Linked DNA regions of Homo sapiens: regions 1 and 3 are each linked to region 2. Evidence: chromatin loops called from intact Hi-C (ENCODE). Cell type or tissue: dorsolateral prefrontal cortex. All regions are shown on one strand. Each heading gives the region's core, and the rest is flanking DNA. Links, peaks and the distances in the headings are about the cores only.

Evidence for each region. Hi-C counts contacts between places; a loop is a spot of excess contacts. Peaks named below come from ENCODE experiments on the same cell type or tissue, not always from the same donor. Only the 100,000 strongest peaks of a DNase experiment are listed, where the experiment ranks them.
Region 1: a loop joins it to region 2, with 7 times the contacts of the local background. A loop is called at or near these places in 41 of 110 quality-filtered maps.
Region 3: it touches region 2 in a loop (11-fold over the local background); 107 of 110 quality-filtered maps call a loop at or near these places.

Annotation. Positions count from the first base shown.
Region 1 is chr11:63,206,816-63,217,450 of GRCh38, forward strand. It overlaps SLC22A25 (solute carrier family 22 member 25), which reads right to left. Exons shown (of 12, transcript NM_199352.6): 7 at 10,499-10,635. Among named protein-coding and RNA genes, the nearest start is that of SLC22A25, 31 kb to the right of the region's middle. In dorsolateral prefrontal cortex, for the core only: CTCF peaks have their summits at 6,007 (motif pointing left) and 6,206; no DNase peak of the experiment used is centred there.
Region 2 is chr11:62,901,276-62,911,910 of GRCh38, forward strand. CHRM1 (cholinergic receptor muscarinic 1) reads right to left here. Exons shown (of 2, transcript NM_000738.3): 2 at 7,404-9,903. The coding sequence starts at 9,825. The coding sequence ends at 8,443. It overlaps CHRM1-AS1 (CHRM1 antisense RNA 1), which reads left to right and starts at 8,132. Exons shown (of 3, transcript NR_199052.1): 1 at 8,132-8,340; 2 at 9,328-9,570. In dorsolateral prefrontal cortex, for the core only: CTCF peaks have their summits at 4,866 (motif pointing right), 5,067 and 8,037 (motif pointing right); DNase peaks (open chromatin) are centred at 4,866 and 8,107; H3K4me3 peaks cover 867 bases; H3K27ac peaks cover 5,545 bases.
Region 3 is chr11:63,019,203-63,029,837 of GRCh38, forward strand. No RefSeq gene overlaps it. Among named protein-coding and RNA genes, the nearest start is that of SLC22A8, 8.7 kb to the left of the region's middle. RefSeq lists an enhancer at 1,079-1,660 and a silencer at 1,426-1,612. In dorsolateral prefrontal cortex, for the core only: CTCF peaks have their summits at 1,631 (motif pointing left), 5,064 (motif pointing left) and 5,264; DNase peaks (open chromatin) are centred at 1,949, 4,339, 4,779, 5,039 and 1 weaker place; H3K27ac peaks cover 3,408 bases.

The DNA.
Region 1 (10,635 bases), core at 1,502-9,501, 310 kb after region 2:
TAGCCAAGGCAATGTTAAGCAAAAAGAACAAAGCTGGAGGCATCATGTTACCTGACTTCAAACTACATTACAAGGCTACAGTAACCAAAACAGCATGGCAGTGGTACCAAAACAGATACATAGACCACTTGAACAGAACAGAGCCCTCAGAAATAATTTCACACATCCACAACCATCTGATCTTTGATAAACCTGACAAAAACAAGCAATGGGGAAGGGATTCCCTATTTAATAAATGGTGCTGGGAAAACTGGCTAGCCATATACAGAAAACTGAGGGGTCCACCTTATACAAAAATTAACTCAGGATGAATTAAAGACTTAAATGTAAGACCTAAAGGCATAAAAACCCTAGAAGAAAACCTAGGCATTACCATTCAGGACATAGGCATGGACAAAGATTTTATGACTAAAACACAAAAAGCAATGGCAACAAAAGCCAAAATTGATAAATGGGATCTAATTAAGCTAAAGAGCTTCTGCACAGCATTGGTAACTATCATCAGAGTGAACAGGCAACCTTCAGAAGGGGAGAAAATTTTTGCAATCTATTCATCTGGCAAAGGGCTAATATCCAGAATCTACAAGGAACTTAAATAAATTTACAAGAAAAAAATACTCCATCAAAAAGTGGGTAAAGGATATGACCAGACACTTCTCAAAATAAGACATTTATGCAGCCAACAAACATATGAAAAAAAGCTCATCATCACTGGTCATTAGAGAAATGCAAATCAAAACCACAATGTGATACCATCTTGGAACAGGAATTAAGAGAAATGAAAGAATGTGTAAGCAGAAACTCAGCTGTATGTAAGAAAACCCAATTCCCCCTGAGAAAAAGAAAGAGCTGGAGTCCTTTAAAAATTAACTGCCTATTTTTCTGTGGCTAGTGAGCCTTATCTCTCCTTCTTTCCTAGGCATTGTGAAGACCCTGTTTCTCTAGATGTGTAGCTGCAAGGTCACTAGACAGATAAACTCAAGTCGTAAAACATGTTTGTTTTTGAAATGTAAGAAATGATGTAATGCATGTCTTAATTAATTGAATAACTGTCTTTGTTTCTCACTTCTGTAATATGCTTCCCCCTGCACAGATCTCCCCCTACCCCACGAAATGCTTAAAAGGTAACTTAAGTCTTTGTTCAGGGCTCAGTCCTTTGGATGCTAATCTGACTGGGCCAGCACACCTAAATAATAACTATCCTCCTGAACCCCATTGGTCTCTCTGATTCCTTAACAATCCTGCAACATTTCTGGGGACTCATCCAGGATTGGAGATGACAGATTTACTGTCTCCTTTGCCTGTGGGACTACAGCCCTGTGGCCATGGGAGACCTGGCATCCAAGGCATACCATGAGGGAGCTTCACCTGGATGGAGACTGGCTCTTCCCCCATCCTGGCAGCCTGCCTGGCAGTGCAATGGAGCCAGGGGTGGGGCTGCAGTATGATACCAGCACTTCAGGAACCATGGTAAGGAGCAAGGGCCCAAGGCAGGGAAGCCCATCCCATAAGGACAAAGGGGAGCTTCATCACCTCCCAGGGAACAACCACTAATCCAACCCAGAATGGCTGGGGGTGGCAGGAGTCGCTTGCCAATTTGGATGAACCTCATGTCCCCACTAACAAAGTGAAAGTGGTTCATTGGATCTGGAGACAGGAACTGGGAGTGTGTGCGTGCATGTAAACCTACCCGGGACACGAGAGAGGCTCATTTCATCTGATAGGAAGTCCTGGGGTAGGAGTGGTGTGTGTATGTGTGAGAATGTGGGAGCCTAACTAGGCTCACCTGGGACATGAGAGAGGCTTGTTTCATCTGATGAGGAGTCCTGGGGCAGGGGAGATGTGTGAAAGTGTGTGAAAGAGACAGTGTTGGGAGAGGCCAATGTGGGGAGTGACAGGAGGCATAGATCCCTTAGCAGGGGCTGTGTGCTTGGAGGTGAGTGTGGGGGAAATTAGAACTAGGATGCTGCATATGGCTGATAGGACCAGCTTCATGGCCAGCTTCATGGCTGTAGCAGGCTGTGACAGGGGAAGGCACGTTCCTGGCTAAGCAGCATCCAAAACTCCCATAACAGGACCCGGTCTGGTGGACCCAAGAGTGAAAGTGTGCCACAAGGGAGGAAATGGGAGGGAAAGTGTCAAAACCAACTCCTTTGGAGTGCATGATAAAGTATTTAAAAAAAGGATTTAGAGGTGATTATGGCATGAAACTGGATGCTCAAAAATTAAGGACGTATTGTGAGATAGATTGGCCTGCTTTCAATGTGGGGTGGCCCTCTGAAGGTACAAAAGACAGGAAATTAATTGGCCGTGTGTTTAAGGTGGTCACTGGAGTTGGAGGACAACCAGGATACCCAGACCAGTTTCCCTATATAGACTCTTGGCTCAGTGTGGCACAAACTAGCCCCAATTGTTTACAGCCCTGCCTAGAGGGATACTGCAAGGCATTAGTGGCTCGGGCACCCAACCAAAGAAAGCAGAGGAACCTAAAGCCCCTAGCATCTCCCAGGAAAAGGAATCCCTGAAGCCTCAGCCAAAACCAGTTCTTCAGGCCCCACCAGAGGAAAGAGAATGTCGGCCCCCATATGTGCCAGTCTACCCGTCTTTGGCCAGAATAAGGCAGGAGGCAGAGTCAGGAGCATCTGGAGAGTCAGGCTTGGAGGAAAGTGAGGCTCAGTCTCCCCTGAAAGAGTAACAGAAGCCCCCGTTAGAAAAAAACAGGGAAGATGGACAGGGCGAGGCAGCTGGGCACCTCTGCTCAGGCGAACCACAGGCTTTGCAGATGCCACTTTGAGAGACCAGGATACAAGTTTATGATGACCAGGGGCAGACACAAGGTGGCTCTAGGGTTTACGTTTATCAGCCTTTCTCCACTACTGATCTCTTAAATTGGAAACAGCACACCCCTTCCTATACAGAAAAGCCTCAGGCCCTCATTGATTTGGTGAATTCTATTATTATGACACACAACCCAACCTGACCAGATTGTCAACAACTTTTGCTAACTTTATTTAATACAGAGGAGCATAGGAGAGTTAATCAGGCAGCTCTCAGCTGGTTAGAAGGGGAAGCCCCAGAGGCCACCCCTAACCCATGCCAGTTCACTGTGGAGCAATACCCAAATGAGGCAAGGGACATGGAATGGCTGCAGCTATATAGAAAGGCACTCCCAAATGGGAAAAAAGCAGGAGGAAGGAAGGCAATGAATATGAGTAAAATATCAGAAGTGTGCCAAAAGCCTGACAAAAGCCAAAGTGCATTCTATGAAAGGCTTTGCGAGGCATATAGGCTGTACTCTCCAATTATTCCAGAGGCTCCTGAAAACCAAAATATGATAAAAATGACCTTTGTCAGGCAAGCTCAGGGAGACATAAGATGAAACCTTCAGAAGCCGGAAGGCTTTGCAGGGAAACACATTAGTGAACTCCTGGAAATAACAAACAAAGTATACATAAACCGGGAAGAAAGGAAGAAAGAAAAACCAGAAATAGAAACAAAGAGACAGCTTGATTTATAGCTGCTGCACTAGCAGAAATTAACCCTGGATTTGCTAGAGGGCATGGCTGAGGCAGAGGCTGAGGAAGGGGGAAGACAAGACCAGGAGAGGAAGGCCAGTCTTGGTTGGACAGGAACCAATGTGCAAGATGCAGGCAAATGGGCCACTGGAAAGATGAGTGCCCCGAAAAGGAAAAGGATGGAGATGATGGTCAATTGTCTAACACCCGAGTGTGGCATTCTGTTGCTATTCATGTCTGAAAGGCAGATCCTGACCTGATTGGCTTAGGGGGCTGAGAATTTTGAGGACTGAGACAGACTGGGCTCCATATTTTTAGGCCATGGGGAGCCTATGGTGTCTATGGAAGTAGGGGGCCGATTAATGGATTTTTTGGTTGATACTGGTGCTGATTACTCTGTGGTAACTCACCCAATTAGCCCCTCCACGAAGAACTGTGCTACTATCGTAGGGGCTACTGGGGCCAAAGAAAAGAAACCTTTATGCAAATCCAGGGGATGTGTTATTGGGGCACAAAAAGTACAGCATGAGTTTCTATATATGCCAAATTGTCCAGTGCTCTTGTTAGGGAGAGACTTACTCCAGAAACTGCAGGCACAAATTTCCTTTATACCTAAAGGGAATATGACCCTGGAGATAGAGGTGCTAAAGGCAATGGGTATTGACCCTGACTGTCCCAAGGGCTGAGGAGTGGCAGCTCTATGAACTGTGTGCCAGAAGGCCACTGGAGCCAGACCTACACAATATGTGGGGGATGCTTTTCAAGGTACCACGTGTATAGGCTGAGGAAAACCCCCCTGGACTTGCTGCAAACAGACCCCTGGGTGGTAGTAGAGCTTAACCCTCATGCTGCCTCGGTATGAGTCCGTCAATACCCACTACCTAGAGAGGAAATTGAAGGAATAACAAAACATCTAAATCAGCTCTATGAACATGGGATTATAGTGAAATGCAAGTCCTCCTGGAATACTCCTCTGCTGCCCATGAGCAAGCCAAAAGGTGAATACAGGCCAGTGCAGGATCTCCAGGCGGTAAACAAGGCCACTGTGACTATCCATGCCATAGTACCCAACCCTTACACAATGTTGGGACAGATTCCTGCTGAGGCCACGTGGTTCACATGTCTGGACTTAAAGGATGCCTTCTTTTGTTTGAAGCTTGCTCCCCAAAGTCAGCCTATATTTGCCTGCCAGTGGGGGCAATTGCAATATGCCTGGACAAGGCTGCCGCAAGGGTTTAAGAATTCTCCTACCATTTTTGGTGCTGGGAAAATTGGCTAGCCATATGTAGAAAGCTGAAACTGGATCCCTTCCTTACACCTTATACAAAAATTAATTCAAGATGGATTAAAGACTTAAATCTTAGACCTAAAACCTTAAAAACCCTAGAAGAAAACCTAGGCAATACCATTCAGGACATAGGCATGGGCAAGGACTTCATGTCTAAAACACCAAAAGCAATGGCAACAAAAGCCAAAATTGACAAATGGGATCTAATTAAACTAAAGAGCTTCTGCACAGCAAAAGAAACTACCATCAGAGTGAACAGGCAACCTACAGAATGGGAGAAAACTTTTGCAATCTACTCATCTGACAAAGGGCTAATATCCAGAATCTACAATGAACTCAAACAAATTTACAAGAAAAAAACAAACAACCCCATCAAAAAGTGGGCGAAGGATATGAATAGACACTTCTCAAAAGAAGACATTTATGCAGCCAAAAGACACACGAAAAAATGCTCATCATCACTGGCCATCAGAGAAATGCAAATCAAAACCACAATGAGATACCGTCTCACACCAGTTAGAATGGCGATCATTAAAAAGTCAGGAAACAACAGGTGCTGGAGAGGATGTGGAGAAATAGGAACACTTTTACACTGTTGGTGGGACTGTAAACTAGTTCAACCATGTGGAAGACAGTGTGGCGATTCCTCAGGGATCTAGAACTAGAAATACCATTTGACCCAGCCATCCCATTACTGGATATATACTCAAAGGATTATAAAACATGCTGCTATAAAGACACACGCACACGTATGTTTATTGTGGCACTATTCACAATAGCAAAGACTTGGAACCAACCCAAATGTCCACCAATGATAGACTGGATTAAGAAAATGTGGCACATACACACCATGGAATACTATGCAGCCATAAAAAATTATGAGTTCATGTCCTTTGTAGGGACATGGATGAAACTGGAAACCATCATTCTCAGCAAACTATCACAAGGACAAAAAACCAAACACCACATGTTCTCACTTATAGGTGGGAATTGAGCAATGAGAACACATGGACGCAGGAAGGGGAACATCACACACTGTGGTCTGTTGTGGGGTGGGGGAGGGGGGAGGGATAGCCTAATGTTAAATGATGAGTTAATGAGTGCAGCGTACCAACATGGCTTATGTATACATATGTAACAAACCTTCACGTTGTGTACATGTACCCTAAAACTTAAAGTATAATTTAAAAAAAAAAAAATTCTACCATTTTTGAGGCGGCCTTGGCCACAGATCTTGAGGCTTTTGCACCACCTAGTGACAATTGTGTGCTATTACAATACATTGATGATTTGTTATTCACTGTCCCCATGAGGGAGGAATGCCTCCAAGGAATAGAGAGGCTTCTTCACCTGCTGTGTGAAGCTGGTTATAAAGTGTCCAAGGACAAGGCAAAAGTCTGTTTTTGAGAGGTTGGATATCTATGATTCATGGTATCCCAAGGCCAGCCCAGGCTTGGAAGTGCACACAAGGAGGCTGTATGTGCATTGCCCACCCCAGTTACAAGTGGCAGGTCAGGGAATTTCTAGGTGTGGCAGGATTCTGCCGAATCTGGATTCCAAACTTCTCCCTTATAGCAAGGCTCCTCCCTTATATGAGGCTATCAAAGGAAAGGAAAGAGAGCCCCTCCTATGGGAAAAGGAACAGGAAAAGGCCTTCAAGGATATAAAGGAAGCTCTCATCCAGGCCCCAGCACTTGGGTTGCCAGATGTAAAAAAAGCCCTTCTTTTTGTATGTGGATGAATGAAAGGGAATGGCAGTGGGAGTCTTAACTCAGTTGTTGGGCTGTTGGCATCAGCTGGTAGCTTACTGGACCTTCATGGCCTTAGGTTGGCCCAATGCCTCAGGGCATTGGTGGCTACCACAATCCTTATAGAAGATGCCAACAAGCTAGCCCTAGGTCAGAAGTTAATAGTTCGGGTGCCACACGCTGTAGTCACCTTAATGGAGCCAAGAGGACATCGTTGGCTGTCCAATTCTAGAATGCTAAAGTATCAAGGACTTCTGTGTGAAAATCCCCAGATAACACTAGAGACTATAAATACCTTGAACCCAGCTACCCTGCTGTCTGTGGAGAAACCCGATTGGAAGGGCAGTGGGTTGCCTCACTGCTGGCAGGACCTTCCCCACTGTTGCATAAATATGGTGGACGAAGTGTTCTCGAGCCGGGAAGATCTCAGAGATACCCCCTTGGAGAGGCCAGATGTTGAATACTTCACTGATGGTAGCAGTTTCATAACAGATGGGGTGCGATATGCAAGGTATGTAGTAGTGATCCAACACTCGGTAGTCGAGGCTCAAGCCTTACCTTCTGGGACTTCCACTCAGAAGGCTGAATTAAAAGCCTCAGAAGGAGGAGTACATGGAAAATTTAATTTAACCAACTGTTGCCAAGAAATTGATGATAATGGCTTAGCTGTCATGGAAATCACAGCTAGAATGAACAAGTTGGTCCATGTTCCAGTTCAGATTTGGTCCAGGTGGTCCCCAGATTCCTTGTTTGGAGGATGGTTCTTAGCTTTTGGAGGATTCAAAACCCTCTGGTGGGTTCTTGCTTATTCTTGGTATCTGCCTCATCCTCCTTTGCCCTTTAACCCAGTTTGTTAGGAGTATACAGTCAACTATAGAGGCAATAGTAACCTGACACACTACTGCGCAGTTGATAGCATTAACAAAATATCAGCCGCTGCCAGTAGAAGAAGCGCAGCTCCGTGAAGAGGTGGCAAACAGTGGTGCTTTCTATTAACACTTTTGTTATAAAAAGCACCAAAGGAAGGAATGGAACAGGAATTAAAAGAAATTAAAGAATGTGTAAGCAGAAACTCAGTTGCATGTAAGAAAACCCAATTCCCCCTGAGAAACAGAAAGAGCTGGAGTCTTTTAAAAATTAACTGCCTGTTTTTCTGTTGCTAGTGAGCCTTATCTCTCCTCCTTTCCCAAGCATTGTGAAGACCCTGTTTCTCTAGCTGTGCAGCTGCAAGGTCACTAGACAGATAAACTCAAGTTGTAAAACATGTTTTTCCTTGAAAAGTAAGAAATGATGTAATGCATGTCTCAATTAATTGAATAACTGTCTTTGTTTCTCACTTCTGTAATATGCTTCCCCCTGCACAGATCTCCCCCCACCCCACGAAATGTTTAAAAGGTAACTTAACTCTTTGTTCAGGGCTCAGTCCTTTGGATGTTAATTTGACTGGGCCAGTGCACCTAAATAATAAATATCCTCCTGAACCCCATCAGTCTCTCTGATTCCTTAACAATCCCACAACAATCTCACATCAGTTAGAATGGCAATCATTAAAAAGTCAGGAAACAACAGATGCTGGAGAGGATGTGGACAAATAGGAACACTTTTACACTGTTGGTAAAAGTGTAAATTAGTTCAACCATTGTGGAAGACAGTGTGGTGATTCTTCAAAGATCTAGAACCAGAAATAACATTTGACCCAGCAATCCCATTATTGGGTATATACCCAAAGGATTATAAATCATTCTACTATAAAGACACATGCACACATATGTTTATTGCAGAACTATTCACAATAGCAAAGACTTAGAACCAACCCAAATGCCCATCAGTGATAGACTGGATAAAGAAAATGTGGCACATATACACCATAGAATATTATGCAGCCATAAAAAAGGATGAGTTCATGTCCTTTGCAGGGACATGGATTAAGCTGGAAACCATCATTCTCAGCAAACTAATACAGGAACAGAAAACCAAACACCACATATTCTCACTCATAAGTGGGAGTTGAACAATGAGGACACATGGACACAGGGAGGGGAATATCACATCCTGGGGCCTGTTGTGGGATGGGAGACTAGGGGAGGGATAGCATTAGGAGAAATACCTAATGTCAATGGTGGGTTGATGGGTGTAGCAAACCACAATGGCACATGTATATCTGTGTAACAAACCTGCACGTTTTGCACATGTATTCCAGAACTTAGAGTATAATAAAATAAAAGTGGGCATAGGACATGGACAGACACTTTTCTTTTTTTAATTTATTTTAGATTTGGGGCACATGTGAACGTTTGTTACACAGGTAAACATGTATTATGGAAGTTTGTTGTACATATTTTTTCATCACCCAGGTATTAATCCCAGTACCCATAGTTATCTTTTCTGCTTCTCTCTCTCTTTCCAAACTCCCCTCTCAAGTGGACCCCAGTGTTTATTGTTTTCTTCTTTGTGTTCATAAGTTCTAATCATTTAGCTCCCATTTATAAGTGAAACCATGTATTTGGTTTTGTGTTCTTGTATTAGTTTGCTAAGGATGATACCCTCCAGCTCCATCCATGTTCCTGCAAAAGACATACTCTCATTCTTTTTTATGGTTGCATAATCATGGTGTGTAAGTACCACATTTTCATTAATCTGTCATTGATGGGCATTCAGGTTGATTCCATGTTTTTGTTATTGTTGATAGAGCTGTAATGAACATTTGCAACAGTTTTCAAAAGAAGACACACATATGACCGACTATTATGAAAAAATGCTCAATATCACTGGTCATTAGAGAAATGCAAATCAAACCACAATGAGATGCCATCTCACACTAATCAGAATGGCTATTAATAACAAGTCAAAAAGTAACAGATGCTGGCTAGGTTGCGGAGAAAAAGGAATGCTTTTACACTGTTGGTGGGAGTGTAAATTCATTCGACCATTGTGGAATACAGTGTGGTGATTCCTCAAAGACCTAAAGAAAGAAATACCTTTCAACCCAGTAGTCCCATTACTGGGTATATACCCAAAGGACTAGAAACTCTTCTACTATAAAGACATATGCACACGTATGTTCATGGCAGCACTATTCACAATAACAAATACATGGAATCAACCTAAATGCCCATCAGTGATAGACTGGACCAAGAAAATTGGTACATATATACACCATGGAATACTATGCAGCCATAAAAAAGAACAAGATTGTGTCCTTTGCAGGGACATGGATGGAGCTGAAGGCCATTATACTTAGCAAACTAAATGCTGGAACAGAAAACCAAATACCACATGTTCCCATTTATAAGTGGGAGCTAAAGGTGGGAGGAGGGAGAGGATCAGGAAAAATTACAAACGGGTATTAGGCTTAATACCTAGGTGATAAAATAATCTGTACAACGAATCCTCATTATGCAAGTTTGCCTATGTAACAAGCCTGCACATGTACCCCTGAACTTAAAATAAAAGTTAAAAAAGATTTTCTTATAAAAAAAGTGGTATGGATAAATTTAAATTTCTAATGAGCAGCAATGATTTTTTTAGTATAAGCATGTCCCATGAGATATTTTGGATATCATTACACTAAAAATTATTTGTTCTTTATCTGAAATTTGAATTAAATGGAACCTCCTATGTTTTATTCAGTTAAATAAAATACTGAATATTTGGGTGAAATAAAATTTCCTATGAACAGTGAATAATTTTGAGTTTTATTGCATCCCTTGCAATATTTGGATATTTTTCAGAAGTATTTGTTGATTATCTTATATTCAAATTTAATTAACTGTCCTTAATTTCATCAGGAAACCCTTTGTGTTTTGCTTCTTGAATTGCATATTTAGCACAGATTAGGAGAATGTACTCAAGGCTAGATAGAGGATCAAATGGAATTCATGTCCTCATTCCATGTACATCTGCATTCAAGGATGTCATATGGCAAAAGAAGAATGCAAGCTCAATACCTTGAGAACAGAAAGAAGACAAAGCATGGTGCAGACATCACCAACTGGAGGATGCACTGGTCTCGAATGACAAAAGCCAGGCTTCCCAGGGTTATATGTCCAATACTAGCAGCACAAAGTGTCAATGTCAATGCCAT
Region 2 (10,635 bases), core at 1,409-9,408:
GCTGGGCGTGGTGGCGGGCACCTGTAGTCCCAGCTACTCGGGAGGCTGAGGCAGGAGAATGGCATGAACCCGGGAGGCGGAGCTTGCAGTGAGCCGAAATCATGCCACTGCACTGCACTCCAGCCTGGGTGACAGAGTGAGACTCTTTCTCAAAAAAAAAAAAAAAAAAAGAAGAATGCTAATAGAGTCAGAGAAGCAGATAGACTTCCTGTCTGGTTCTCAGGTGTCCAAGGCAGCAAAAATGTCATTTAGTAATCATTTATTGACCGGGCGCTGTGGCTCATGGCTATAATCCCGGCACTTCAGGAGGCCAAGGTGGGTGGATCACTTGAGATCAGGAGTTCGAGACCAGCCTTGCCAACATGGCAAAACCCTGTCTCTACTAAAAATACAAAAATTAGCTGGGCGTGGTGGTGCGCGCCTGTAATCCCAGCTACTCAGAAGGCTGAGGCTGGAGAATTGATTGCACCCAGGAGGTGTAGGTTGCAGTGAGCTGAAATGGCACTACTGCACTCCAACCTGGACGACAGAGTGAGACTTTGCCTCAAAAAAAAAAAAAAATTATTGCCTACTGTGTCACAGACAATATGCCAAGTGCTTACAGATGCTGAGAGGTCAGGGTCTGAAGTGTGCTGGCCAAGACTTGGTTGGGCAGAGGCAGAGAGGAATAAAGGGAAAGTGAAGACTGCAGGGATGGGGAAGGAAACCAGTGTTTTCTGAGTGTTTAACATATGACAGGCTTAGCATGATTTGTCCCCCTTTTATTGATGAGGAAACTGAAGCTTGGAATAATGAAGTGACTCATCCATGTTCACAAAAAAACTCTGGCTCCCAAACTCTTGCTGTACTCCATATCATCTCCTCTGGGGGGACTGGGAGAAGAGAGGAGGAAAGAAGAGGGTGGGATTCCAGGCAATAGGGAAGTTTGAATTAGGAAGGAGAGGCTCAAGATCTGGTATGCTCTGAGGAGTATGTTGAGGCATAGTATTTTTTGGCTTTGCAAGATTTCTGCATTGGGTTTCAAGAACAGGAAACTAGAGGTTCTGATGGTTTAGTACTTCCCAACTCAAGCACCCAGACTTGAAGCCCTAGAGTTACAGGTGCTTGAAGGCTCCTGGGCTGGCTCTCTGCGGGGGACAAGCTCAAAGAACTCTCCCTGAGAGCCTGACGTGGTGCTGGGCACTGTCCTATAATGTTATGGGTTGAATTGTGTACCCTAAAAAGATATATTGAAGCCCTAACCCTCAGTACCACAGAATGCAGATATAGTTAATTAGGATGAGGTCGCAATGGAGTAGGGTTGACCCTTAATCCAACATGACTGGTACCCTTATAAGAAGAGAAGAGACAGAGAGACACAGACAGATGAGAGAGCACCATGTGATGACTGAGGCAGAGATTGAAGTGTGGCAGCTGTAAGACAAGGAATGCCTGTGGCCACCAGAAGTGGAAGAGGCAAGGAAAGAGTCTTCCCTACGGGTTTCAGAAGGAGCACGGCTGCTCCAAAACCTTGATTTTAGACTTCTAGGCTCCAGAATTGTGAGACAATGGGTTTCTGTTGTAAGCTACCCAGTTTGTGGTACTTTGTTACGGCAGCCCTAGGAAACTAATCCACATACTTTATCTCCTTTAGTCCTTTCAGTGACTCCCAGTCCAGGGGATTTCAAACTCCTAGTACCATGTTCCACCATTAGAAATAGTTTACCTAGTGATCTGGTGCATGCAAACATGTATCTGTTTTCCCTTTCTAAAGTGAAACAAAAGTTTCAAAAAGTACTACTTACCCTCATTATGTGTCACACCCCCGTATTTTCAAATCTACTTTAAACAAGTTCATTAAAAAAAAAAGCTGATCATGACTCTGATTTCATGACTCACTAATGGGGTCACAACCCACATTTTGAAAAACTCTTAGAATGTGAGCTTCTCCAGGGCAGAGACTATGTTCTATTTACTTCTCTGCTCCCTGCTCCTACAGTCTCTGAAACAGAGTGGGGGCCTGGCAACTATTTATCTGAACTGAACTCCCCATCAGGAAAGTATAGCAGCTCTTTTTTCCCAGTAAGGAAATGAAAGTTCATGGAGGTTAAAAAAGTTGCCCAAAGTCATCCAGCTTGTGAGCAGAGGAGTTAGTGTTGAGACAAAACCTTGGTTTAGCTCTGGATTTGGACAGCCCTGGTTGTCCTGGTCCTGCCATTAGCAAAGTGGTTCTAAGTAAGCACCTCCACTGCCCACAGATGGACCCCTTTCTAAGCATTGCCTCAGCGGAGGTATCTCTCCAGATAACCAGAAGAGAGGACCACAGTAGGTGTGGGGGAATGGCACTGGGAGTGAGGTGATGGCAGAGATTGCCATAAAAAGACACTATCCATCCTCTCCAGGACCTTGGAGCTGGCCCAGTGCACAAAAAGCCCTTTAGGATGGGTCTTCGGGGAGGACTACTGGAGGCTCATGTGGGTCTGTCTCTGCTTTTTTTTTTTTAGGCAGAGTTTCGCTCTTGTTGCCCAGGCTGGAGTGCAATGGTGCAATCTCGGCTCTCCGAAACCTCTGCCTCCCAGGTTCAAGTGATTCTCCTGCCTCAGCCTCCTGAGTAGCTGGGATTACAGGCATGCGCCAACATGCCTGGCTAATTTTGTATTTTTAGTAGAGACAGGGTTTCTCCATGTTGGTCAGGCTTATCTCAAACTCCTGACCTCAGGTGATCTGCCCACCTCGGCCTCCCAAAGTGCTGGGATTACAGGCGTGAGCCACCGCGCCCGGCCTCTCTCTGCTTTAACTGCCATTTCCCTACCCTTCCCCACGTGTCCCACATATCCCCTCCCTCTACTGCCTGGGCCCTTCCTCCCAGACCTCTCTGCTGTGCCCTCTCCGTTTAGTGGTCTTCCAGTGCCTCTGCATCTGAGCCTCTTTTCTGACCATCTCCTCCACCGTCTAGCTTCAACCGAAACCTGCTGTCCCTCCGAGGACACCCTGCAACCCTCTCAGGTGGGGGCTGTTTTTTTCTCTGGCTCTTGAAGAAGGCATATACATTTCCCAGGTGAAGTAGGAAAAGACTGATCCAAGCAAAGGAACTGAAAGGAGTAAAACCATGAAGAAGTAAGCTGAGGGCCTGTGTGAGGACCAGGAGAATTCCAGAGGCTGGGACTAAGGTCTGTAAGGGAGGTGTCACGGAAGAGGCTGAAGAATTAAGTAGGGCTGAATGGGAAGGCTTTTGAAGGCTAAGGAGCTTGCATTTTTATTTTAAGCGATTGGCTAGCTGTAAGCAAGGAATTGAAAGCATCAGATCTGTGTTTTGGCAAAATCACTTTGGCTAGAGCATGGAGAATGGATGGGAGTGGGACCAATTAAGGCAGGGTTGGCCGACTATGTCTGGTGGGCCTGTTTTTGTACCAGTCATTAGCTAAGAATGGATTTTGCATTTTTTATTTTAACGGAGTTTCCCTCTGTTGCTCAGGGTGGAGTGCAGTGGCGCGATCTCGGCTCACTGCCACCTCCACCTCCCTGGTTCAAGCAATTCCCCTGCCTCAGCCTCCCAAGTAGCTGGGATTACAGGCGCACACCACCGCACCTGGCTAATTTTTTTATTTTCATTTTTAGTAGAGATTGGGTTTTACCATGTTGGCCAGACTGGTCTCGAACTCCTGACCTTAGGCAATTCGTCCACCTCGGTCTCCCAAAGTGCTGGGATTACAGGCGTGAGCCACCGCGCCTGGCCTGAATTTTGCATTTTTAAAAGGCTGAAAAATAAACAAAAATAGTATTTGTGACACAAGAAAAATTATATGAAATTCAAATCTCAGTGATATTCAAAGAAAATATTTTTGGAACACAGCCATGCTCATTTAAGTATATATTGTCTATGGCTGCTTTTGACTGCATCAGCAGAGTTGAATAGTTGTGACAGAGACTGTGTAATATTGGAGTACCTTCACAATATTCTTGATTTTGTCTCTTGGTCTGCAGAGTCTAAAACTAAAATATTTGCTGTCTGGCCCTTTATAGAAAAAATTTGCTAATCCCTGAATTAAGGGATTGTTTTGGCACTTTGGGCAAGAAGCCTGGACTAGTTTGGAGGCAGTGGGGATGTAGACAACTGGATGAATTTGTGAACAATTCAGGAGATACGCTGAGTACAGGGAGTAAAAGACAGAAGGAGTCTGGGATGACTCCCAGCTTTCTGGTTTGAGCAACGTGTGAATGGTGGTGCTAGCCAGGCCAGGAATATCAAGAGAGAAAGTGAAACTCAAGGGCAGGGGAAGGACAGGGACTCACAGTGAAGAGTGAGAACTGTTTTCAGGCTTATTTTGTGTGATAGTCTGATTTGTGGGGTTATCCAGTGTGTGTATGTTACCAAAGGTGCTAACAACAACGATGTCAGAAGCAATAACCTCAAGCTCTCTCAAGCCCCTTAGAGCCTGAGGCTGGTGTGGGGAACCTGGCCATTCAAAAGACTTTTGTGCTCTAAAGGTGAGCAGGTACTTGTCTAAATTTCCAGTTGGGTCAGCATGAGTCCTGTGAAATCCCAGCCAGTGTCCTAAGAATAAAACCAAGGATTCCAAAGGCCTGGGGCCATGGGGGATTAGGAGAAGTTGGAGCTGTTCCTAGATGCCAAGCCCCCTACCTTCTATCTCCTTGTTGGTGAATTTGGTATACTGGCCAGAGAGGTAGGGCCTGTCTCTGCAAGTTTATAGTGGTATCCAAGGAAGCTGATTCTTCTGGGGTCTGATGTACCTGCTGAGACTTGGGGGCAGGGACTGGGGTGGCCAGAATCACCTACTCCATCTTGTCCTGTGGTCTTGTCTGATAAGCAGGCTCAGGCGGGTTACAAGAGCCGTGTTTTGGCAGAGCTATTCCTGTGATTGCCGGCAGATGGCGCTAAAGCAACACGGTGGGAGTGGAAGGAAGGTGGCGCAGGAGGAGAGAGGATCCTAACTTCTCCAGGCCGGAGAAGGGGTTGGTAGCAGTAGAGGGGAAGACAGCATTCAAAAAGCCGCTTCATTCTTTCCCTATTTCCAGCTCAGGCGTGTAGTCGCCCTTGTTTCTGGGGCCAAGAAAGACTCTCAGAACGGGGCAGTGGTGGAGTGTTTGGGGTGGACAGTTGCCATGTCCAGCCACCCTCTCTCTTTGGGTTTATCCCATTTCCCCAATTCTCTGGCAGCTGGGCCTGCAGGAATCTAGCTTCAGAGGACTGAGGGCACAGACCCCATCTCCGGGAAGCCTTCCTGGAATGCACACACCCTTTCCCGCCGAAACTTGTTCCCCCAAACTGCTTTAACCAAGCCATGATGGGATTTAAGTTTCTTCTCCCTGGATTGGGGGCATGGGCTTTTCAAAGCTCAGGCTGGAGGTGTAGGGTCAGAGCTGGGTCTGAAACTAGTCCTGGTTTCTGGCATTTACCGGTGAGCAGCCCTGTCCCGTGGTAACACTGATCATAGAGCCATTGAGGGCATTTCCCTACAATCTCTCTCATCCTCCTAACACTTCTGCAAAGGGCTTGTTCCCGTTTCAGAGATGAAGACACTGAGAAGAGACATGCCTAAGGTTGTTCAGTGAGGGACATGGCAGGTCAGACCTGCATCTGGGACAAGGGACAAGTGTGAACTGCTAGCTCCATTCCTGATGTGAATACCAGATTTACCCCCTCCACTTCTGGCCTTCAGTAGAGACCAGGTTAATCTGGCCCCAAAGTTCCTATTCTCCCAGCACTGCTCAGCTTGCTCAGTCCTTCTGCCTCCCAGGACCTCAGTTTCAACGCCTTTAACATGGGGCAGGGCATTTAGCCTTAAAGGGGCCTTAGGGCTGTGAGGGAGCAGTGGTAAGGGAGGGGCCCTCTTAGGAACTTGAGCTCACAACCCCGTAAGCTGTGCTGGTGGGAAGGGGATATGGGGTTTGGATCCTTCCAAACAGGAAGGTCCAAACAGCAGGGTCATTCTCACAGTGCTGTAGTTCCTGGCTAGCCTATCCTGTTTAGATCTTCAATGGATACCATTTCCTATCGTGTTGGAAGCTTTCTTCCAAAGGCTTCTGGGAGTCCCAACGGCTATAAGGGGGCTGAATCTCCACTCCTCTCTCTGCAAGGGCTTAGCTCCACCCAGGACCTCATCCCTCTAGGCCAATGATTCTCAAACTTTACCCTGCATCAGAACACCTAGAGGGCTTGTTAAAAATAGGTGGCGAGTTCCACAGAGTTTCTGATTTAGTAAATCTAGGAGGACCCTGAGAATTCTCATAGCTAACAAGTTCCCAGGTGATACTGGGGCTACTGGTCAGAACCACTGTGAACTGAAAGATTCACTCAGCAAGTCTGGATTATCCGAATCCTGCACATTTGCACATTTCAAAGAAAGGTTTGGCCTTGCCTGGCTCCTGGAAGATAACACTAAACCCTTGGAATATCCTGCCTGGTAAGTGTTTTTGCTTACCTTTGCTCCTTGGGCCACATGGTATCAGTTTAACTTCTGGAAGGGCTGGAGACTAAGTAAGGTCAGCCATGTGGGTGGTCAGCTATGCTTACACGATCAGCCTCCAGTAAGAACATTGGACACCAAAGCTCTGGTGAGCTTTCTTGGTTGGCAGTACTTCATTTTTTTTTGTCATACATCATTGCTTGGAAGATTGGGCACTGTCTGCACGACTCCACTGGGAGAGGACAGCTGGAAGTTTGTATCTGGTCTCTCCTGGTCTCTGCTCTGTGCACCTTTTGCTGTTGCTGTTTTATGCTCTATGTTCTTTCACTGTAATAAACTGTGAGGATAATAACTTTGCTGAGTTCTATGCATCATTCTAGCAAATCACTGAACCCAATGATCGTCTTGGAAACCACTACTCCAGGCTACGGGATTAACCTCTCTAGAATTCCTTTGCGTTGGGCTTTGGGGACCCTTCACCAAAGAAGTGCCTTATAACCTGACCTGAGGGTCATCCTGATGGAGTGTTTTGGCCTAAATACTTTAGGCTGTCATCTACTCAGTCCAGAGGTCAGGAGGTTATGAATTGCCTGGAAGTCTGGGTGTTGCTCTGTGGGGTAACCCTGAACAATCCTCCTGGATCTCTGGGCCTTATCTCCTCATGTGTAAATGGGGGTTTGGAAGAGTTCTGTTCTCCCCGGGTATGGCAGAGCCAATAGAGAATATGCAGGGATGTGGGCAGGGTTGGTTTATTTCACCTAGCTGCCTCACTTCCAGAGGTCAGGTCTGCCTTTTATAGCCCCACTCACCTGAGCCAGGGACTCCACGGTGCTGGGGTCCCCAGGCTTTAGTAGATCCAACCATGCAGTGCTGGCCCTCCTAGAACCACTTTCACGGCCACGGCCCACATTCCAAAGTACTTGGGCCCTCCCTGCCCCATTCAGCCCTGGCCTGAGACCAAGGCCTTGAGCCAACACAGTTAGGAAGGCCCCTTAGTGCCCGCTGGTTATGTGGCTTTATTCACAGACTCAGCACTTGCTGAGGATGAAAGGAAAGAACATTTGGGGCCAGGCTGGGCCTGGAGATCCGGGTGGCTGGGAGGCCATGCATGGGTTGGATTGGGGAGCTCACAGGAGAGAACCTGCTGGCTGGGCCAGGCCTGTGTGGGGCAGGGCCGGAGGCAGGCAGCATGCGGGAGGCCTGGCTAGATCTGCATGGAGCAGATCCATCCAGGTGGTGGCTGTGAGCCAGGAGGGAGGGACTGAGGCTTCTCTGGGGCAGGGGGTATGGATTTGCGGCTGGATAGCAGGCACACTTGACTCCCACTCCCAGGAAAATGATATTGTAGGACAGTCAGGACACCTGGCTCCTGGTCCTGTTGCTGCCTCGGGACTTGATATGTGACTAGCCAAGCCGGACCCTTCCAGTGTCATTGTCTTGCTGATGCTTGGACATTTGCCTTGGAGTTGACCCACCTAGGGACCCTCTGAGGACATTTGTGGACAATCCTGGAGAGTATGCCTAGGGCCCAGGTGGGCGGGCTCTGCCTATGAAGCGAGGGGATTCCCCAGCTCCCTGTCATCTGGCTTTTCTCCCAGCGGCCAGTTCAGTTTCTGGCTGTGCCCCCCAGGGGGCACCATCTCACACCGCAATCTGGGCCGCTGCTGGGCCAAGGAATACTTAATGTTAAGCCTTCTTTCTCCTGGCCCGCCCTGCTGGCTCCTGACTTCCTGCCTAAAGGCAAACAAGGAGTCCAAAGCCCGGATCCTCCTCCCGGGCCTTCTTCCTGGTGAAGAGCGCATTCCCACCCAGCAGGGAACAGAAAAACCAGTTCCCCGGGTTTCCCTCCCTGCCTGGGAATAGCGAAGTCTGGAAAGTTGGCAGGGTCTCTCTGGGCTGCCCAGGAAGGTGACCCAGGGTCCTGGGAAGCCAGGTGAGGCCTGAGCAGGGCCCTGGGGCTGAGGATGCAGCCCCTGCCCTCTTCCCACCGGCCTTTCCCGGGGACTGGGGTGGAGGGATGCAGGAGAGGGGACTATCAGCATTGGCGGGAGGGAGTGCGGTGCACGGAGCCAGGGCGCTTGGGGATCTTGCGCCAGCGTCTCTTGTCCCAGCGGCAAAGCAGCAGCAGGCGAAAGGTGTCCCGGAAGGCTTTGTTGCAGAGTGCGTAGCACATGGGGTTGATGGTGCTGTTGACGTAGCACAGCCAGTAGCCCAGCTCCCACAGGGTCTCGGGAACACAGTCCTTGCAGAAGGTGGACACCAGCACCATGATGTTGTACGGTGTCCAGGTGAGGATGAAGGCCAGGAGGATGGCACTCAGGGTCCGAGCCGCCTTCTTCTCCTTGACCAGCGAGAAGGTCTTCCGCTTGGCCAGCTGCTCCTTTCCACGGGGCTTCTGGCCCTTGCCAGCTCGATCACGCCCTTTCTTAGTCGGCCTCTTGACTGTATTTGGGGAGCTCCGTGGGGGCTGCTTGGTGGGGGCCTGTGCCTCGGGGTCCACCATTGGCATCTTGATCACCACTTCGGAGCCAGGCTCCTCTCCCTCTGAGGATGTGAGGGACTCCATGGAGCCTTCGTCCTCTTCCTCTTCTTCCTTCCAGCTGTAGGCCTGCAGCAGCCTGGGGGCCCGGCAGCAGCGACAGCAGCGGCCTGGAGGAGTCTCTGGTGAGCCCTCAGCCCCTGGCTGAGACCTCTCTGAGCTGCTGCTGCTGCCACCCCCTTTGCCTGGCGTCTCGGAGCCCTGAAGGGCTGCCAGCTCCCGTGCTCGGTTCTCTGTCTCCCGGTAGATGCGCCAGTAGAGCGTGCACATGACTGTGACAGGGAGGTAGAAGGCAGCCATGGCTGTGCCAAAGGTGATGATGGGCTGGGAGAGGAACTGGATGTAGCACTGCCCAGCTAGCACTGTCCGCTCCCCTACCAGGTACTGCCAGAAGAGGATGGCTGGGGCCCAGAGCACAAAGGAAACCAGCCAGGCCAGGCCGATCATCAGAGCTGCCCGGCGGGGTGTGCGCTTGGCACGGTAGCTCAGGGGCCGAGTCACGGAGAAGTAGCGGTCAAAGCTGATGAGCAGCAGATTCATGACGGAGGCATTGCTGGCCACATAGTCCAGGGCCAGCCAGAGGTCACAAGCCAGCGTGCCCAGAGCCCAGTGGCCCATGAGCAGGTACGTGGTATAGAGGTTCATGGAGAAGGTACCGATGATGAGGTCAGCACAGGCCAGGCTCAGCAGGAAGTAGTTATTGACTGTCTTGAGCTCCGTGTTGACCTTGAAAGAGATGAGTACCAGCAGGTTGCCTGTCACTGTGGCTAGCGACAGGAGGCCCGTGGTGATCCCAATGAAGGCCACTTGCCAGGGACCCTTTCCTGGTGCCAGGACGGTGATGTTGGGGCTGACAGCAGGTGGGGCTGAAGTGTTCATGGTGGCTAGGTGGGGCTGGGGTTGGAGAGCCCCTTCCTCCAGGCACGCTACAGGGCTTCCTCAGGGGAAAGTCATCACCTGAAAAGAGAGGACATGGGCTTTGGTTGGGCCACTGGACATTTCTGATAGACCTTATTGGAAGATGCTAGGGATGTAATTCTTGCCCTTGCAGAGCTTCAGACCAGATAGCATCACCCTCCCTTACCGGTGCCCACTCATGGTCATTTATCATGCACTTTCCCAGCCATAAGTGGATTTGCCAGCAGCGTGGAGTGGCTTTGGGATCCAGGGATTTGAATCTTCATTCCAGTTTTACCTTTCAGACTCCAGGCCTCCATTTTCTTACTGGGAAATTACTACAAATTCCTATCTTACATAACTCGGGTTGCAGGAGTTGGGAAACTCACTTTGTATACAGTCCTGCCAAATTCTCAAAGCATTTCACTCAACTTTATTAAAGCCCTCACTTACTGAGTAGTCACTGCATGCCAGACACAGTACTAACCACCTAAATGAATTATCTAATTTAACTGCTGTACGTCTCTAGGAGAAAGGGCTCTTATTATGCCCATCTCACTGTGAGGGAACTGTGGCTCTGAGCAGCTGCAAGCCTTGGCCATGGTGACAGAGATAGTAAGTATGATAAGAACCCGCAAGAACAGAAATGTGTCCTAAAACAGGAAAGAAAGAAAAGAAGCCATTCTCACTCTCCCCGGGTATGTGGTGCTCCAGTGGGATTCTTCCACTAATAAGGAGAGATGGGAAGAAAGGGGAGTTCCTGAGAAGATAAACAGAGAGAGATGGGAACAG
Region 3 (10,635 bases), core at 1,163-9,162, 120 kb after region 2:
GAGGGTGGGGATCAAAAGATAAAACCGGAGAGGGACCTGCCAACCCAGGGATGTGAGTGTAAGGTGTGTTGGGGGGAAATGGGAGGTAAAATGGATGAAGCAGCTTGGGCAGAATTTCTCTTCCATCCAGGGTGGTGGCCTTGGTCTCAGGGGCTGGGACATCTCTGCGATAGTCTCAGAGGGGCCGATAATCCCCTGGGCTTCTCTGTCCTCCTGGGGGTGGGAGTGGGGAAGCTCCTGAGGCTTGTGACCCGTGAGGCTCCAGGGGCTCACCGAGTCACACTCAGTGGTGCCTAGCCTTACTTTGGGCAGATTCTGGGTCTCTCACCCATCATGAAACTTCCATGGGGCCATTTGTGCCCCTGCTCCTGCTGTGGCTGCTGCCTGCTGGCTGCCCACTCACCACCCTCTCCAGGGTGGTTCCAGGCAGTTCTGCAGCACGTGTGGGCCCCTGTCCTGCTCCCCAGACTGCAGTCCCTGGCAGGGATGGCGAGACATTCCGTAAATTCCCAAGGGCCAGGAGCTATTCCTCTCTGGTGGCTGACTGGGGGCCTCTCAGCCCGTGGCTTCGTCAGTGACTTATTAGGGACTCCAGATTCAGCCCCTGTGCTTGGGTGGTTCTAACAGATTTGGTGGCCTCTGTATGGTGGTTTCAGGCTTGACCTGCCATGGGATGTCCTCTGCCCTCAAACCCCAATCTCTCTCTCCCTTCACAGGCTGATTCTAAAGTTTCCTTTATGGGAGTGAGGCAGTTCAGGGAATGAGGATTCTGCAGGCCTGAATTTTTTTCTTTTTTTGAGGGGGAGTCTTGCTCTTGTTGCCCAGGCTGGAGTGCAATGGCTCAATCTCCGCTCACCACAACCTCCGTCTCCCAGGTTCCAGTGATTCTCCTGCCTCAGCCTCCCGAGTAGCTAGGATTACAGGCATGCGCCACCATGCCCAGCTAATTTTGTATTTTTAGTAGAGACGGGGGTTTCTCCATGTTGGTCAGGCTGGTCTCGAACTCCTGACCTCAGGTGATCCACCTGCCTTGGCCTCCCAGAGTGCTGGGATTACAGGCATGAGCCACCGTGCCCAGCTGCACAAGCCTGAATTTGAATCTCGACTCTACGTCTTGTTAGCTGCGTAGTGATGCCCGCCTAAGCCTCAGTTTCATCACTTGTAACTGCAAAACGGGGAATAAAACCTACCTATGGGATTGTTGGGGTTTTAAATAAAAGTGTATAAAGCCTGAGCCCAGTGTTGGGCACACAGTATTTAATTACAGGGTCAGCCCTGAGGGCACAGGCCTCAGCAAGGCCCGACACTCCCAGAAGAGGAGGAGGAAGAGAGGCCAGAACAGGAGGAGTGTTCTCCAGCTCCTGGGGCACGGGCCGAAAGCCCTTCCATGTGGGTGGGCTTCTTGAGGCCCTCCCTGGGCCCTTGGAGGCAGCCCTGGCCCAACTAATTCTGGTCAAGCCCATCATGTTGCCAGGCAGCCTGGGTCTCAGCTGCCACCCTAAGTGGCACAGTGCAGGGACACAGGACGCTCTGAGGGCTGTGCTCCAGCTGCCAGGGCAAGGCTAGGAAATGTCCTCATGGGCAGCTCTGAAGGCACGGTCGGGAGAGTCGCCCCCTTCTGGTGTGCACCGGAACGGCACCTGTTTCCTCAGGAGGGTGTGGCTGCATTTTGGAGCCCTCGCGCCACCTGGCAAAGAACCCAGCGCAGGGAACGGATTATGTGGATCCCGGAGCTTCCTCACACCAGACACCTGCCTAAGAACTGGAGGGCGGGACCCCAGGCTGACGCTCCTTAGCAGCAGGCGGAGGGGACACATGCCACTGTCCCCATGTCCCAGCACGGCTTTCTGTTCATCCGATGTCTTAAGCCAGGGTTGGCCAACTCAACTCACGGGGCCAGGTGATGTGGCCAAGTGAGGTGGGCCAAGTGCCAGCGAAAGGGAGCGCGGGGCCACGGGGAGTTGCAGAGCGCATGTCCAGTCTGAAGGGGGCAGCGGCCCGCTCAGCACCAGCTGGTGTTGCCATGGGGATATGCAGGCTTCAGTTGCCAGATCTTCAGATATTTTAAAAATAGCTTGAAATCTGGACTTTTGTGTGAAATTTTCCAATTGTGTAGGCGACCCCTCCTCCCACCTTCTGGAATCCCTTTGTCTTTTCTGCTTGAACCCCCTAAAGGGGTCAACTCCCTCAAGTGATTCCTTGCAGACGAAGGTAGGATCTCCTCTGATTCGTCCTCACAGTTCCTCCTTGCTGGCCTTCAGGAGTTTATTCACCGAGCAAACATCCAGCACCTGCTCTGGGCTAGGCCTTGTGCAGAAATGGATTTTGAAGATGGGAGGAAATGGAGAAGACTCAGAGCATTGCTTTGGAGAATGAAGGAAGAATGGAGGGGACAGGTGTCAGGCTCCCTGGGACACCTTACCACCACTTCCCAATTGGGATCTCCTATCTGAGCTGTGAGGTCTCCTCCCTGTTATGCCATCCATGCTTTGGGTGGAGAGCCTCGTTCCCACTCAGCATCTCTTTTCTCATTGTTTCCAAGGCTGGGTCTTTCTTGGCTCCTCAAATCACACCTCCTCCGAGAGGCTTTCCTGGACCATGCTAGCTAGAGCAGCTTTCTCTATACCAACCGTACACTCTTTATAGCACTCATCACTGTCTGAAATGATACACTTGCTTATTATCTATCTGCCTTCTCCCCACTCAACTATAAGGCCACAAAGGCAGGGCCTTCCTGAAGGATGTATTGGCTGCTCTCTGAACCCTTGGCAGGAGTTTGTGAGTTTATATTCCCCAGATGCTCTTCAGGCACAAAAAGCTAGACTAGAGGTTTTCAACAATGTCCAAAGGGTCTTTAAAACTCTGGAGTCACCGCCATCATCGGTAGTCCTTTTATCTCCACTGGTGTGTCCATGGCAGGGCCCTGCTTTCTGCTGTCCTTTGGGGCCCTGGAAATCCCAGATCTGTTTTCAGGAAACATTCTTAGCAGAGGTAGTGCTCTGTCCCAGACCACACTTGCTGGGCCTGTTTTCTCGCCTGCAAAAATGGGCAGAATGATAACTGTTGCAAGCTCATAGGGGTGTGAGGAGGGGAGTGCACGTCGTCCTGTGAGGTGGTAACCCCAAATTCTGTCATGAAGCATGGTGTCCCCTGGGTCCTGGCTGGGAGCTCGGAGCCCATTTTATACCTACCCCCAAGTAGTGCATGTATTCTGCCTGCCTTATTTCCTGCCCACAGCCCTTGCACAGGCCTGCTCTGCAGTTGGTCTCCCTCAGCATGGCAGAAGAGCTTAATGATAAAGATGGGCTGAGCTTCCAGGAGCAGACGGCATGGGACAGAAGTCACAGATGCAAGGGAAGATACTCAGAGCCTGTGAAATCCCCTCAACTGCTCCCCTCCCCCACCAACCTTGTCCTTGGACTTGCATGTCCCTCCTCGGGAGGGGGATTGGCAGATGAAACTTTATCATGATGAAGGCAAGGGCCAGTCACAGCTGAGCTCCTGCATGTAGAGGACTCGGCAGCAGGGACCAGTCTGATGATAAAAATGACAGCAACCGTATACATAGCTGCTTGTCAGGGGAGGGAACCTGGTGCTGGGGGTGAGGGCAGGAGTTCACTGTTGCGTGCATTCGTATCTGCCAACCCAACAGTGTTCAGAATCATAGATGGCTGTTTATCTTGGGCAGGGGGGCACTGGTGGCCCACCCCAGAGCTCTGATCTCATCTTAGCTTCATCAGTGCTGTTGATGAAATTCAGAGAAGTAAAGTTTATCAGGTTTTCAGAGAACCCAAAGCTGGGATACAAGGTGTCTAAGTAGGAGAACAGAATCAAGATCCAAAGCAGTTGGAAGGTTGAATACTGGGCCTGCTTCCTTCTGGCAATGTAATTTCAGACAAGTCTCATAAAGTTTTTGAGCCCTGGTTTTCCCATCTGCAAAATGGGGACAATGCCACCGACACTGCAGTGCTGTAAGGGTTAAGAAGACAGCCTACATAGAGCACCCAGCAGAGGCTGTATGCCTGGCACACAGTAGCCCCTCACTCACTAGTGGCTACGGCTGTGATGAATACCAATGTGAGCTCCTTAGGCCAGGAGCCTTGTCTTTCGTTCCTGTATTCCTGGTGCCTGGTATGGCGTGGGCACTGAACAAATGTTTGTCAGATGAATGAACAAGATGAATTTGACAGGGATAAATGTCAGTTCCTGGACTCGCATCCAAAGACCCAGCTGCACAAGGATGCAGTGGGGGAGAAATGGCTTAGCAACAGCACATGTGAGAAAAGCCGAGGGATTGAAACTGACAGAAATTCAGTCAACATGAGGTGGCTGCCAAAACCAGCCAGGGCAAACTTGGGTAGCATTATTAGAGGCTGGGTGCTCAGAAGAGGGAGGCCACGGTGGTCAGACCAGCCTCAAGAGCCACAGACCCTTGTACGTTTCGCCTGTAGGGAGGCTGGCCAACCAGATGAGGTGGGGAAGAGTCCTAAAGACCACATATCATGAGATGCGGCTGAAGAAACCAGGGCGCTGAGCTTGGAGAAGAGAATCACAAGGCACGTGGTGGCATTCAGATCTTGCCTCTTCCACTTGCTCTGGACAATCAACAGCTCCAAGTCCCAGTTTCCTCATCCGTAAAATGTGCAAGCCACAGGTTGGAGGTCACGCCGCTGCTGGAGAAGGGCAGAAATGGGAACCCGAGCCTTACTGGACCGGCCCCCCTCCGCCTCCCTCCTGAGCTCTTCAGCACGGAGGTTGTTCACGCTGAGGACAGCTGTCAGGGAAACTGTGGGTGGCCAGAGGCCTCTGTTTCCATTTTAGGGGTTGGACCAGGATCACAGGGGCAGCTCCTTCCAGCCCTAACCCTTCCTTCTCCTTTCTTCCACTTGTGGCCGATTCTATAGTCTGGGTGCTTTCCTGGCGGCCAGCTTCCCTCTATTTGCATGGTTTCTGCGTGTAAGATTTTGTGTGCAAAAGGCTGCATCTGTTCCTCTTCTTCCCAGAAACCGCCCGGTGCCTGCAGTGCGCCCGCCTGGTGTTCCCTCTGCTCCCTCTGGTGGCTATAGCGGGTACTGCACAGGGCTCAACAGAGCCAACCAGAATAGCGTTGGAATCAGACATCTTGGTAAAAGTCCCGGCCCTCCATCAACAGATGAATGGATAAGCATAATGTGGTATAACATACAATGGAATATTATTCAGTCTTAAAATGGAAGGAAACGATGACAACTGGATGAGTCTCAAAAACATTAAGTGAAAATAAGTTGGCACAGAAGGACAAATATTTTATGATTCCATTTATAGGAGGTATATAGAACAGGTAGATTCAGAGACACAAAGTAGAACAGAAGTTACCAGGGGCTCACAGAGGGGGAAAAGGGGAGTTATGGTTTAATGGGTACTGAGTTTCTATTCGAGATAATGAAAAATTTCTGGAAATGGATAATAGTCATGGTCACACAACATCGTGAATATACTTAATGCCACTTATTGTACCCTTAAAAATTGTTAAAATGGTAAATTTTGTGTTGTATATATTTCATTACAATAAAAAGTAATACAATATTCATAACACAAAATTTACCATTTTAAGCATCTTGCTACCTAAGGGCTGCATGAGCTTCATCAAGTCACTTAGCTTCTCTGGGCCTCTGCTTCCTCATCTGTAAAGTGGGGAGAGCAATACTGCTTACCTCACTGCTACCACCCTGGTCCAAGCCACCATACTTTCTCACCTGGAGGATTGCAAACTGCCTCCTTGATGGTCTCCTGGCTTCACTTTGGCCCTTCCCAACAAGTCTTTTTCTACTAAGCAGCCATAACATCTAGAAAACTAGGTTAGATCAGTCACGCTCCTGCTTAAAATTCTCCCCACACTCCTCTTTTTGACCAACAGGATCTGGTCTGTGATCACCTCTCCTGCCTCAGTACTTTCTGCCACCTCTCCCTCACCAAGATATTACTCCATGCTCCTTTTGCCTCCAGGCCTTTGGCCTCATTGGTTACCCTGACTTGAATGCTGTTCTCCTGATTGTCTTACATTGCCAGGTCATCCTTGTCATCAAGGTCTCATCTCAAATGTCACCTTCTTTTTCTGGGGATTTCATTTCTTACCAGCCACTCCAATGTTGCCTTACCTTCTAGCCATACTCTTATCACCTCTGTCTTGTTTGATTTTCTTCATAGCACCTGTCATGATCTGAAATTGTCTTATCTCTGTGAAACTGGGTCATTTTATGGGCTGGATTTTGTAGAGTGCAAAGTAGGGTATAGTTTTTATTTTTCTTCTGCCTCCATCCTTGCACTTGCTCTGTTGCTTCTCTCTCCCCACATTGTCTTTGTCCATTTTCTGTTGCCTATAACAGAATACCACAGACTGGGTAATTTAAAAAAAATAAAAAAAGAGATTCATTTGGCTCATGGTTCTGGAGGGTGGGAAGTCCAAGAGCATGGTACTGCATCTAGTGATGGCCTTAGTGCTGCATCATAACATAGTGGCAGGCATCACATGGTGAGAGAGGGTGAGAGAGTGTGAGACACAGACAGAACTGGGGGTTGAACTTATCCTTTTACCAGGAGCCTGCTTCCGGGATAACTAACCCACTCCTCTGATAACAGCATTAACCCACTGATGAGGGCAGAGCCCTCATGACCTAATCATATCTTCAAGTTCCCACCTGTTTTTTTTTTTTTTTTTTCCAGACGGAGTTTCACTGTCATCTCCCAGGCTGGAGTGCAGTGGCACGATCTTGGCTCACTGCAACCTCCACCTCCCAGGTTCAAGCGATTCTCCTGCCTCAGCCTCTCAAGTAGCTGGGATTACAGGCGCATGCCACCAGACTCAGCTAATTGTTGTATTTTTAGTAGAGATGGGGTTTCACCATGTTGGCCAGGCTTGTCTTGAACTCCTGACCTCAGGTGATCCACCCGCCTTGGCCTCCCAAAGTGCAGGGATTACAGGTGTGAGCCACTGTGCCGGGCCCCCAGCTATTAATACCATCACAATAGCAATTAAATTTCAACATGAGTTTTGGAGGGGACATTCAAACCATAGCACCCCTCCTTGAAAATGTTTCAGCTAAGTATAGTTTACCCATTTTTTTCAGGTATTAGATCAATTTCAATTTTAGACATTAAAAGTCTGATTCTTTTAGGAGATGTACATTGAAGGATTTAAGAATGAAGAGTCATGGTGTCTGAAGCTTGCTTTCAAGTGATTTAGCAAGACCATGTATACACACATACACACAATGTTAACAAGTTTTGAATCTAGGTGGTGAATATATAGGTATTTATTATACTATTCTTTCAACTTTTCTATATGTTTGAAAATTCTTATAAAATGTTGGGCAAAAAGGAAACTGCTTTTGTCAGGTTAAGAAAATAAACCCAGTCCTATATAAATAAAAATATTTATCTTCCATCCAATATAAAGCTTCTCCTATTCAAGCTGACCAGGCCTGGCTTTCCGCAGTGGGGAAGGTTGGGGGGATGGGCAGCGGGTGTATGGCCAATGTCCTCACTCTCTCGGATTCACCTCCCCTCCCACTCCTAGCAGCTGCTTCAGCTCCTTCAGGGTCTGGGAAGGGAGGAGGGAGGAAAGGAAGAGGAGAGGGCTCCTCAGTTGTGCTCTTGTCATCCATGTGGGGTGTACTGCTGGGCTTCCCCCTCCAGGAACTCTGCCCATACCATTGTTTTTTTTGTTTTGAGATGGAGTCTCACTCTGTCACCCAGGCTGGAGTGCAGTGGTGCAGTTTTGGCTCACTGCAACTTCTGCCTTCTGGGTTCAAGCAATTCTCCTGCCTAGGCCTCCCTAGAAGCTGGGATTATGGGTGTGCACCACCACACGTGGCTAATTTTTGCAATTTAGTAGAGATGGGGTTTCACCATGTTGGCCAGGCTGGTCTTGAACTCCCGACCTCAGGTGATCTGCCCACCTCAGACTTCCAAAGTGCTGGGATTACAGGCGTGAGCCACCGTGCCCGGCCCCCACACCATTCTTGATGTGAGTGATGCCCAGCTGATCTCTCACACTCTGCCCAGTACTACCAAAAAAGCCTCTTTCTGCTGGGGTTGCCTTCTGCTCGCAGGTAGCCTCTTGGGTGAGGTCCCATTGAGGGGACAGTGTATTAGTCTGTTCTCATGCTGACAATACAGATACCCAAGACTGAGTACTTTATAAAGGAAAGGAGGTTTAATGGACTCGCAGTTCCACATGGCTGGGGAGGCCTCACAATCATGGTGGAAGATGAAGGAGAAACAAAGTCACATCTTACGTGGTGGCAGGCAAGAGAGGGTGTGTGCAGGGGAACTCCCCTTTATAAAACCATCAGATCTTGTGAGACTTATTCACTATCATGAAATCACTATCATGGGAAATGCCCACCCCCATGATTCAGTTACCCCCTACTGGGTCTCTCCCATGACACGTGGGAATTATGGGAGCTACAATTCAAGATTTGGGTGGGGATAGAGCAAAACCGTATCATTCCACTCCTGGCCCCTCCCAAATTTCATGTCCTCACATTTCAAAACCAATCATCCCTTCCCAACAGTCCCCCAAAGTCTTAACTCATTCCAACATTAACTCAAAAGTCCATAGTCCAAAGTCTCATCTGAGACAAGGCAAGTCCCTTCTGCCTATGAGCCTGTAAAATCAAAAGCAAGTTAGTTATTTCCTAGATAACAGTGGGGGTACCGGAATTGGGTATATACACCCATTCCAAATGGGGGGAACTGGCCAGAACAAAGGGGCTACAGGCCCCATGCAAGACCAAAATCCAGCGGGGAAGTCAAATCTTAAAGCTCCAAAATGATGTCCTTTGATTTCATGTCTCACATTCAGGCCACACTGATGTGAGAGGTGGGTTCCCATGGCCTTGGGTAGCTCTGCCCTTGTGGCTGGGAAAAAAACAGGAGCGATCACGTAACATTCCTGAACACCAAGGTATAGTACGGTGGACATTCCTGAGCCCTGCTTGGTCCCTGATGAAGGGATAGGGTTAGTGTTAGGGTTAGGGTTAGGATTAGGGTTAGGGTTAGGGTTACAACGGGCTGGGAGGGGGGCAGGGGTTGGCAGGGCTGCAACTTCTTTTATAGGTTTTCTTGGGCAGAATCAGTTCTGGTTTTCTGCTAGCTTCTGGTGGCTCTGGGCTTTCCTTGACCTCTGGACGCACTCTCTGCGCTCTCCGATCTCTGCCTCTGTGGTCACACTGTCTACTCTGCTGTGGGTGGAATCTCCCACTGCCTCACGGTCATAGGACATTTTTCCACTGGACTTAGAGCCCTCTCAGGTAACCAGGATGAGCTCCTCCCTTCAAAACCCTTAACGTTTTTTACAAAATTAATTAATTAATTTTATTTTTAAAACTTTTATTTCCGTAGGTTTTTGGGGAACAGGTGGTATTTCATGACATGAATAAGTTCTGTAGTGGTGATTTGGGAGATTTTGGTGCACTCATCATCCGAGCAGTGTATACTGACCTCTATTTATGGTCTTTTATCCCTCACCTCCTTCCCACTTTTTCCATCTGAGTCCCCAAAGTCCATTGTGTCATTCTTATGCCTTTGCATTCTCATAGCTTAGCTCCCACTTATGAGTGAGAACATGTGATTTTGGTTTTCCATTCCAGAGTTCCTTCACTTAGAATAATAGTCTCCAGTTCCATCCTGGTTGCTGTGAATGCCATTAATTCATTCCTTTTTATGGCTGAGTAGTATTCCATTGTATATATGTACCACAGTTTCTTTATCCACTCGTTGATTGATGGGCATTTAGGTTGGTTCCACACTTTTGCAATTGTGAATTGTGCTGCTGTGAACATGGGTGTGCAGGTATCTTTTTTGTGTAACGACTTCTTTTCCTCTGGGTACCCAGTAGTGGGATTGCTGGATCAAATGGTAGTTCTACTTTTAGTTCTTTAAGGAATTTCCACACTGTTTTCCATAGCGGCTGTACTAGTTTGTATTCCCACCAGCAGTGGAGAAGTGTTGCCTGTTCACTGCATCCACACCAACATCTATTATTTTTTGATTTTTTTGATTATGACCATTCTTGCAGGAGTAAGATGGTATCGCTTTGTGGTTTTGATTTGCAGTTCCCTGATGATTACTGATGTTGAGGATTTTTTCATATATTTCAAAACCCTTAACTTAATCACATCTTTTATCATTTGCAGTTATATTCCCAGGTGTTGGAGTTTAGGATGAAGATGTATCTTTTTGGGAACTGCCTTTCAGTCCACTACAAGTGGATTTGGAAAGCTAGATTGACCTCGCTCAATTTTGTAAAGGTGGAAGTAGAGAAAGAATGTGGATGAGGATTGTTTTCTCATTTGTCCCAGCAATCCCATTGCTGGGCGAATACCCAGAGGAACAGAAATTATTCTACCATAAAGACACATGCATATGTGTGTTCACTGCAGCATTGTTCACAATAGCAAAGACATGGAATCAATGTAAATGCCCATTAGTGACGGACTGGGTAAAGAAAAAGTGGTACATATACACCATGGAATATTGTGCAGCCATAAAAGAAGAATGAGAGCATGTCCTTTGTAGGAACACGGATAGAGCTGGAGGCCATTATCTTTAGCAAAGTAACACAGGAACAGGAAGCCAAATATACATGTTCTC